2 separate regions of the Homo sapiens genome follow, and region 2 is linked to region 1. A link is a contact called in ENCODE Hi-C or POLR2A ChIA-PET data. All regions are on one chromosome and are shown on one strand. Each heading gives the region's core, a stretch centred on a gene start or an enhancer-like site at or near the end of the contact. The rest is flanking DNA. Distances are from core to core; before and after follow the strand shown.

Evidence for each region. Hi-C counts contacts between places; a loop is a spot of excess contacts on that map. ChIA-PET counts read pairs that join two places held with the same protein, here RNA polymerase II (POLR2A). Pooled maps may share reads with other maps.
Region 2: a pooled map shows a loop between it and region 1 (4-fold over the local background). The contact joins the promoter of PLPPR5-AS1 here to the enhancer-like site in region 1. A Hi-C loop is called at or near these places in 2 of 37 single-sample maps with no recorded cell type and 7 of 50 pooled maps. POLR2A ChIA-PET finds 5 or more read pairs at or near these places in 2 of 52 experiments (Panc1 and activated CD4-positive, alpha-beta T cell).

The regions. Positions count from the first base shown.
Region 1 is chr1:98,869,760-98,874,209 of GRCh38, forward strand. No RefSeq gene overlaps it. Among named protein-coding and RNA genes, the nearest start is that of PLPPR5-AS1, 130 kb to the right of the region's middle. RefSeq lists an enhancer at 1,814-1,933. Within about 2 kb of position 1,897, at least 7 of the 41 ENCODE cell types and tissues checked have a DNase peak (open chromatin) inside an H3K27ac peak, as active enhancers do.
Region 2 is chr1:99,001,602-99,006,051 of GRCh38, forward strand. PLPPR5-AS1 (PLPPR5 antisense RNA 1) reads left to right here and starts at 2,675. Exons shown (of 3, transcript NR_033940.1): 1 at 2,675-3,044. PLPPR5 (phospholipid phosphatase related 5) reads right to left here and starts at 3,260. Exons shown (of 6, transcript NM_001037317.2): 1 at 2,834-3,260. The coding sequence starts at 3,070. RefSeq lists an enhancer at 2,118-3,092.

The DNA.
Region 1 (4,450 bases), core at 647-3,146:
TCTTCCTGGTCTTGTAAGCATTTGCTTTCACAGTCTCTGATATAAGGTGCAAGTGAAATCTCAAGTGCCAGAGTAATTCATAGCTGGATCCAATAGAGAAGAAACAACAGGACTCCTAAAGGATGAGTAAAGAAGTTGGAATTGCTTATTTTGAAAGATATAATAAGAAGTTTTGAGAAATATCATCAGCATGAAGGCTGACACCTGGAAAAATCTCAACTGCATTAAATTAAGTAGGCTTTCTGATGAGGTCCTACCTAAGGGAAAATTACCAAGTGGCCAAATTTTACTTAGTGTCTAAAAAGCCGCCTTTCCCTTTGCCCCTTTCTTTCTCTTCAACATTAAGTTATACCATCATATTTTCTGGTCTTTATGTAAAATGTGCATATATTTGTATATAATATATGTATTATACATATACATTGATAAAGTATCTTCTAAAATTTTCTCAGTAGCTAAGAAGAATGGGATTCTATAATTATCTCTGGCTTTAATTATGGGGTACTGTCAAAGGCTTGGGTTTTAGATTCATTTATTCTTTCAACAAATATTTATTTAGTTCCTAAGGATCTAGTCATGGTCAAGGTTCTTTTTTTCTTGAAGCTTAAATTCTAGTAAGGGAACATATGTAATAAATAATAATAATACAAGTAAATATTTCTGCATATTGATAAGAGTTATGAAGAATAAATGAGTTGTTGGGTTGGAGAGTGACCAATGGCTGTAAACAGTGGCCACTTTCTGTGTAGCAAATTTCCCAGTGGGGATATTGTGGTTGGTTTTAAAAATTACTTAAAACGGAGTGCCACCCAGCCACCTAGCTAGGACTTTACTGTTTGACTATTTCATATTCACTATATGTAAGGGTCATCCCAGCAGTTATAATCTGCCATGTGTTGCTATACAAAGATTTACAGGATTCAGCATATTTAACTACCTAATTGGAAGCACTCCTTGCATCTAATGAGCATTTTTTTCTTGACACTTTTTTCCCCACTTATCAGATAAGCCAGCATTTTCTTAAATGTCTAAGGTGTGCTAAGGCCGAAAGGTTATTTTTAAAGCAATGAGTCTATAAATTACTAAGTTTTGTGGTGGAGGAAATAGAAGAAAAAATATATTTTGGAAGGGAATGAAGTATGGTAATCACTCCAAGCAGGCTTAATTATGGAGAAACTAAGAGGTGGGCATGTGGGAGGAGACTTGAAACTTAATTTAGTCTCGTCCATAATTTTGTCTGAGTTCAGCTGTCAATACACTTACGATATCCTGGCTTTGAGGCGCTCTGTCTCTAGGATTAATTTTTTTCCTTCCAGAGAAGACATAATGTCATTAGAGTAAATCATGACTTCTCATATAATTGCTCATCTGCTGATAAGGAAGATAGGTCCACCTGATTCCAGCCTGAGCCAATCGTGCCTTCCCTATCCACTGAGTTGCTGAGTTAAGCCTGATTCTGAAGCTGCATACAGGTGTTATCAGTGCCCTTTGTTCTTGTAATGTCTCAAGAAAGATGACAATAGAAATCAAGAGAGATCACTAGATATAGCAGCATAGAGAAAGAGAAAGCATTATTTTAGCTTGTGCACAAGGAAGTCGGCACCACAAAAGGAAAAGGGCAGGCTGCTCCTGGAGGGTAGTATGTGGATTTGTTTTATGCGGACTTTCTATAGGGAAGGATTTCATCAGGGCATGTATAGGAGGGTTTTTTCTAGCACTTGTGCAATGGCTCTACATGTTTCTTCATACACCACATGTAATATTACCGTTTTAAATCTCCACTACTGGCTGTGTGACTTTTAGTATTAAAATGAGGGGGAGGGGCAATTATAAGTTAAAGTTTAAGGCTACCTGCACATGTGGAGCCGAAGGGAAGTCCCTATCCCCCTAAAGCAGGAACTTGTGGTTAATAGCTTCTTGGGTTTTTTGTTGCTGATTGGCTGGAAGTTAGGTAAGCTACAGTTTGAGTAAAGGGCTTTTGATCTTTTCTCTAAACCACATGAAAACAGGAAATGAGCCTGTCTGCCTATCTGGCCTACTCAGTGAGAATGGATTCAGTGATAGATTAACAATGTCTGCCATAAAATCAGAAATAAAAACAAAACCACGAGGGCTTGGGACATAGAGTTGTGGCAAAATGAACTAAGAATGATTTATCAAAATGCTACCCTTTGGAGCTTCTTGACTTATGTATAAGGCAGGAATAGTAGAGCTAAGCAGGTTCCCAGACCAATTTCCCAGGATACTTGGTAGATCTTGGAATAAGCCTTTCATGTTGAAAAACAAATAGGACTGAGAATTGGCTGCCCTGGGACGGGAAGGGCCCTGTACTCAAATTTGTCTCACTCCAAACCTGTCGGAAGTCAAAAATCCATGCTTGAAAGAACAAGTTTTCAGGGTGTGTAGAGGGTTAATTAACTCATCCATTGTTTTCAGTGTAGGGAGATGGAAATCACACAAATAGCATCCTATTTAGGGCTGTGCTAGAAATGAATTGCAGCCTGGCAGCAAGCCCTGTTCCTTTAAGGGAGACATGAGCCTTGTTTCCCTTTATTATTCTTAATTTTTCATCAACTCTCTCAACAATGTCTAGTTTTTAATTTTATTTATTTATTTATTTATTTGAGACTGAGTCTCTCTCTGTCGCCCAGGCTGGAGTGCAGTGGTGCACTCGGCTCACTGTAAGCTCCGCCTCTCGGGTTCACGCCATTCTGCTGCCTCAGCCTCCCCAGTAGCTGGGACTACAGGCGCCCGCCACCACGCCTGGCTAATTTTTTGTATTTTTAGTAGAGACGGGGTTTCACCGTGTTAGCCAGGATGATCTTGAACTCCTGACCTCGTGATCTTCCCATCTCGGCATCCCAAAGTGCTGGGATTACAGGCGTGAGCTACTGCGCCCGGCCAACAATGTCTAGTTCTTAATATGTAAATGAATATTCATAGAGAGGCTGCCAAGTAGATTTTAGGCATTTTTATGAGTAACTGATAACAAACAATAGATGATGTTGAAGTCTGGATAGTAAAGGAAGTCTTCTGTGACATTCAGGCAGTTCAGCAAGAAGAAGATGCACTGACTAATCTTTAAAAACAGTTTTTAAAAATTTTAATATAATAAGCATTATTTTTAAGTAAACTTTATTTTAGAATAGGTTCACAAAATTCATACAAAAATTTGTGAATGTGATATAAGAGAATTCCCATATACCCTAGTAAACCCAGTTTACCTTATTTTGGATATTCTACATTAACCTGGCAAGTGTTTCATAGTTAATGAACTCAGTGATACATTATTAATTAAAGTCCATACTTATTTCTGATTTCCTTAGTTTTTACCTAATGTCCTTGTTCTGCTCCAGGATCCTATCTAGGATACCATATTACGTTTGCTTGTCTTATTTCTTACTCTTCTTGGCCATGACAGTGTTCCAGGCTTTCATTGTTTTTGATGATCTGGACCACTTTGAGGGGTACTAACCAGGTATTTTGTAGAATGTCTCTTAATGGAGATGTGATTGATATTTTTCTCATGATTAGATTGGGTTTATGGTTTTGAGAAGACTACAGAGGTAAAGTGCCATTCTCAGTGCTTCACATGAAGGGTACATACTATAAACATGATTTATGGCTATTAATATTATTTTTGATCATCTGGTTGAGGTAGTATTTGTCATGTTTCTGCATTGTAAAGTTACTCTTATAAATCAAAAATAAAATGCTGATCCCCTCTGAACATCTGTATGGACCCTTTCTCTTGGCCTAGAGCATTCCAAATTTAGCCTGAAAATCTAGCTCAGGCCATGATGGAAAGGCGGAGTTGGACATGCCTCATTATGCCCACCTCCCTTTTGGAATTCAGGCCCAGCTGACTGGCATTAGCATCAACACAGACCTTAAGACTGATAAAACAGACTCTTTAAGTCTGATAAGAAACGTTTACAATCTATTCTCTGAAGCCTGCAACCTGGAGTGTTCACCTGCATGTTAGAACCTTGTTCTCTACAACCCCTTATCTTAACCTAGACATTCCTTTCTACTGATTTTAAGTCTTTAGACAATAACTTAACTCTCAGCCAATTGCCAGTCAGAAAATCACTGAATCTACCCATGACCTGGAAGCCCCCACTTCCAGTTGTCCCACCTTTTTGGACCAAACCAATGTACATCTTACATGCAATGATTGATGTCTTATGTCTCCCTAACATGTATAAAACCAAGTTGTGGCCTGATTACCTTAGGCACATGTTCTCAGGATTTCCTGAGAGCTGTGTTGTGGGCCATTGGTCACTCATATTTGGCTCAGACTAAATCTATTCAAATATTTCGCAGAGTTTTACCCTTTTTATCAACACTCTTTTTCATATAATCCTTTCTGTATAGGAGTCACTATATGTAGGACACACTTAAGGAGTGGGGAGCTATATTTCACCTTTCTGAGACTGGAGTATCCACC
Region 2 (4,450 bases), core at 1,425-3,924, 130 kb after region 1:
ACTGTGGTAGTGAGGAGAACGACTTTTCAAAATTACTCTCAAGAACTAGAAATGAGTTTGAAAGTTAAAGATATATATATATATATATATATATATATATATATGAAGCTTTATTACTACAGGACAAAAAATGTAAAAGAGACTATTTGAGGCATTTATTTAGAAGAACGATTCATGAGCGAATTGAATTTTCATCCTGTAATAGAAAAACCACACTTGAGAGTATGACAGAGTAGGGGGAGAATTCTGGGTGTAACATTCTTAGCCTTGGTCCTTGGAGAAGATACTTAATCTTTCTAAGCCATCATGTTCCCAAATGTTAGATAAGAATAATAATTATTGCTTTCAGAGATAATGCAAATATTAGAAGGATATAAGGTATGTAGAAAGTTTATTAGAGTATATGGAAGAAAGTAGTAACTCAACAAATGATGGGTACTGTTAATATTATTATTATTATTTTGATGCCCAAGTGAGCATGCTAACCCAGCGTTCTTGAGAAGAGTGGAGAGGCAGAGCTGCCCTTACTGCTCCCAGCTCCTCACATGGTGACAGAGTGCACTATTCCTAGAAGCAGAAGGGAAAACAAATGCCAGCAGCACAGCCATCCTCCCAAACCTACCACTTCCTTCTCTTCTAAACTGATTCCCAAACCCATTCTCTTGTACCTAAAAGAACTAAAAGCCAAAACATCGAAATCAAGTTGGATTCTGACTTCAGAAAAATCTATCCACTTATATTCTCAATGCCTGCCTGACCAGCCAGCTTCCACCTTCTTTCAGAGAACAAGCTCTTTGGAAGCAATGTAAGTCGCATGGCATTCAGGCATCCGTCCTATAGGCATACAAATGCCATACCCACCTTTTTTTTTGTTTTCAGATATTCCTTATTATCTGAACCTCACTTTCTTCAAATATTAATTGGAGATAATATCTCCTGAAAGAGCTGCTCTGAGAAATATACGTGACTATGACTATTCGGTACCCAAAATAGAGTAGGCACTAAATAGTGACTAATTCATTCTTTTTCTCCGTCCTACATTCCTCCTAAGTGGAGAATCATCCAAATCATTGGGTGAGTGTGCTCTCGTCTCTAACTAGCACCTGCCACCATGATTGGATGGTTAGGACTGAAAAGTGCTATCTTATTTAAATAAGACATAGAATGGGAATTAAAGGATGAGTTACAGACATTATTGATTATAGCTATGACCAAACCAATGAGCTGAAAGTGACAGGCTCTTCCTTTTTCTTTAAAACAATCCTTGAAAAATATCTGAGCTATTTAGTCTCCTGGAAAACTGTACATGGGAAACCCCGATCTCCAGAAAGTAAAAAGGGCCCCCAAAAATCGACCTTTTTTTTTTTCTCTGCCAGCTTGTCAAATGGAGAAAAGAGAACACAAACATGAAGGCTGGATTTGGGGCTTCTAACACATTTTAGCAACTTATTTTACATATATATATATATATATATATATATATATATATATATATGTAAAACATTATCTGGGGCAAGGTCTAACACATTTCAAACCATTATGACAGAGGCAATTTGAAGTCAACTATCACAGGACATGTGATAAAGTTACTTTAAGGTTATCAAGAAATTACTTGATTTGTTCACTGATTTCTATCTTATGTGTTAGGAACTTTTCATTATTTTACAAATTAGTAAGTCATTGCTCCTAAAATTAAAAAAAAAGATGAACATCCAAACTTAATGGATTCAACAGACATTCTTAACATTCAATTTACACATTTAGCTACTGAAAATAAAACTTCATTCTTCCTTTCCCCTTCATTTTCTTATTTCCCGTTTGTTATCTGTTGAGGGAGAGAGAGAGCGCGCATCACAGGAAGGGAACCTCCAATACTTTGTCAATATTAAAGGAACCATAAAATATCAGGTTTTCTAAAGAAACACCAACAATTCTCCTAAGAATAAATATGTAGCATATTCACATATGTAAATTACTATAATAAAATTAATATTATTATGTGTAATTTATCCCCAATAATTTCATATGTATATATGTGAGGTGTGTGTATACACGTGAGTGTATCTGTATAGTCATTCTTTCTCTCACACACACATACACTCAATAAATCCAAAAGGCATGCTCTGTGAGGTTCTAAGAGAAAAGGACTTAAATTGCCCAGGGAGCGGAGCAGCCTTTAAATAAATCTGAAGTGCTCTTGTAATTGAGGTACAGCTCCTGCTTTTCAGCAAAGCACTGGTGCTGAGGCCTCTTCATTTAGAAATTCTCAAATTCTTTTTTCAGATATTTGTTCCCTGGTCAGCTTAGTCCCATTGGCACTTTCACCTGAAAAGGAGGGAGGTGGCGAAATAGAAATACGTGCCCCGACTCGGGAAGTGGGAGTCCCTTTCACACCCCAGCAATTGATCCCCTCTCTCCTCGCCGGCCCGCCCGCCGCTGCTCTTCTTCCAGGCACAATCGAAGAGGAGGCAGTGAGCGAGTCAAGGCCACAGAGTGGATGGAATCAAGGTTCACCCCCAAAGCTCACCTCCTTTGCAACCCGGATCCCCACTCCTCACCACCTACGGCCCCTCTTCCCTTCCATCCCCGCCCAGTCACCCAACGCTGAAGCCACCGCGGGGTGTGGGGGGGTGACGTGTGGGAAGAGCTGGGGGCTTCCTTCGCACCCACCCTCACGCGCCCTAGAATGTCCTCTGGGGAAGGGGCTGCCCATAACTTGGAGGAACTTAGAAGGCAAAACCTACTGCGCCCCAACCCTTAGAGGGGCCTCAACCCCGAAGGCGAGGGGCGAGATCAGGGACTCGGCGACGAGGGCGAGCGCCCCCGGGCTTACCACGAGCACGGGGACCCCGGCGGCCAGCGAGTAGAGGAGCACGGGGGGCACGGCGCTGCTGTCCTCCGGGCCCGGGTAGGGTTTGCGGTAGGCGCTGTCGTGGCAGAAGAAGCCCTGCACGTTCACGGTGAACGTGTCCGTATACTCGAAGTAGTACGCCAGCATCACCGTCCCTGCCATGATCACCATCTGGAAATAGAGCATGCTGCTGGTGAGCGCCGCGGGCAGCAGGGGCATGCACGCCTCCCGGGCCGGGCCGAGCCGAGCCGAGCGGGCGGTCGACGCGGTGGGCCCCCTCCCCGGTCCGCCGAGGCAGCCACCGGGGGCGCGGCGGCGGAGGCGGCGGGAGGACGAGGCACGGGAGGCGGGATGGAGCCGCTGGAGGAAGAGGCGGAGGCAGGTCCGGGCTTCGAGGCGCCGGCAGGCTGCAGAGGAGGCGGCTACCCCCGGACGAGCCCCCTCTCCCCTGCCCGCCCCCTGCCCGCCGCAAGCGCCGCCCGCCCCGGCGCGGGGTCGCGAGGGAGGGCGGGGAGTCCCGGGCGACGGGCAGCGGCCGCTGCGCCCCTGCACGAGACCATTCGAGAAGCAGCGGCGCTGGGTCAATCCCCCAGGCTAGCCCGGAGGAGGCGCTGCGTGGGCGGACGGGGCGGCAGCCGGCGGGACAGCGGCACCTGTACCCCTCACAGGGCGGACGCTGTGGGGCTGGAGAAGCTCCTGGCGGGGGTAAAATCAAAAGGGGGGGAGGGGAGGCAGTAGAGATGGAGCTTCCAGAAACTCTTCCGAGGCACCAGCTGAGAGGTTTAAGAAACCCGCACAACGCCTGGGAAAATGGTGCGTGGACGCGTCTTCCGAGCGCAAAGCCCACCAAGGCGCAAAGTGCCGATGCGGCGCCCAGAGTTTCAACCGGTGCGTTCAGCCTGCATCCCTCGAATTCCTTGACCCAGCCCGGGGCTGGAGCCTGGCGGTGGTTTCTAGGCGCTGTTAGAAAAATCTCAGCGAGGTTTCTTTGCCTCCTCTGCAGCTTCCTAGGGCTTTGTGTATATATATATGTATATACAAATAATAATAGAAATCATAGCCCAGTAGCTCCCGAAGCATCATCTCTTGTACAGCGGCCCCTTCCTGGATCCATGCATTCTCTTGCTCATCTTTTCAGTCTGTCTTTATTAGCTGCTTGTGAGAGGAGGCATTGCAGATTCCAGGCACTGAGCGGTCCCAGCCACCAGGGTAGGAAAAAGGACTATTTGCCTCATCTCGTTCTTTATTCCCTGAATTCCAGGGAACTGCAGGGATTCCTCAGGGGTCGGGATAAAGGAGAGGGAGACCAATGCTGGCTCACAGCACATGCATACAAAAATTCATCCGTCCATGGCTATCCACGCCTATGCGTGGGTATGTAACTAACTATGGAACTGCATATGTGCAAGGAGCCCGTTCTGTCATGCCATGTGGGTCCCTGCTGCAAGCTTAGTCAGCAGACTCTCAAGGGGTCTTTCTTTGAGCCTCAGGCTGACACTCCTCTACTCCAGTGAGCAGGTGAGGAAGCATGAATACAAGCAAGAGGAGGAAAATATTTTTAGAGCCCTGCCCTGCTCATTAAAACCTGGAATCACCTTA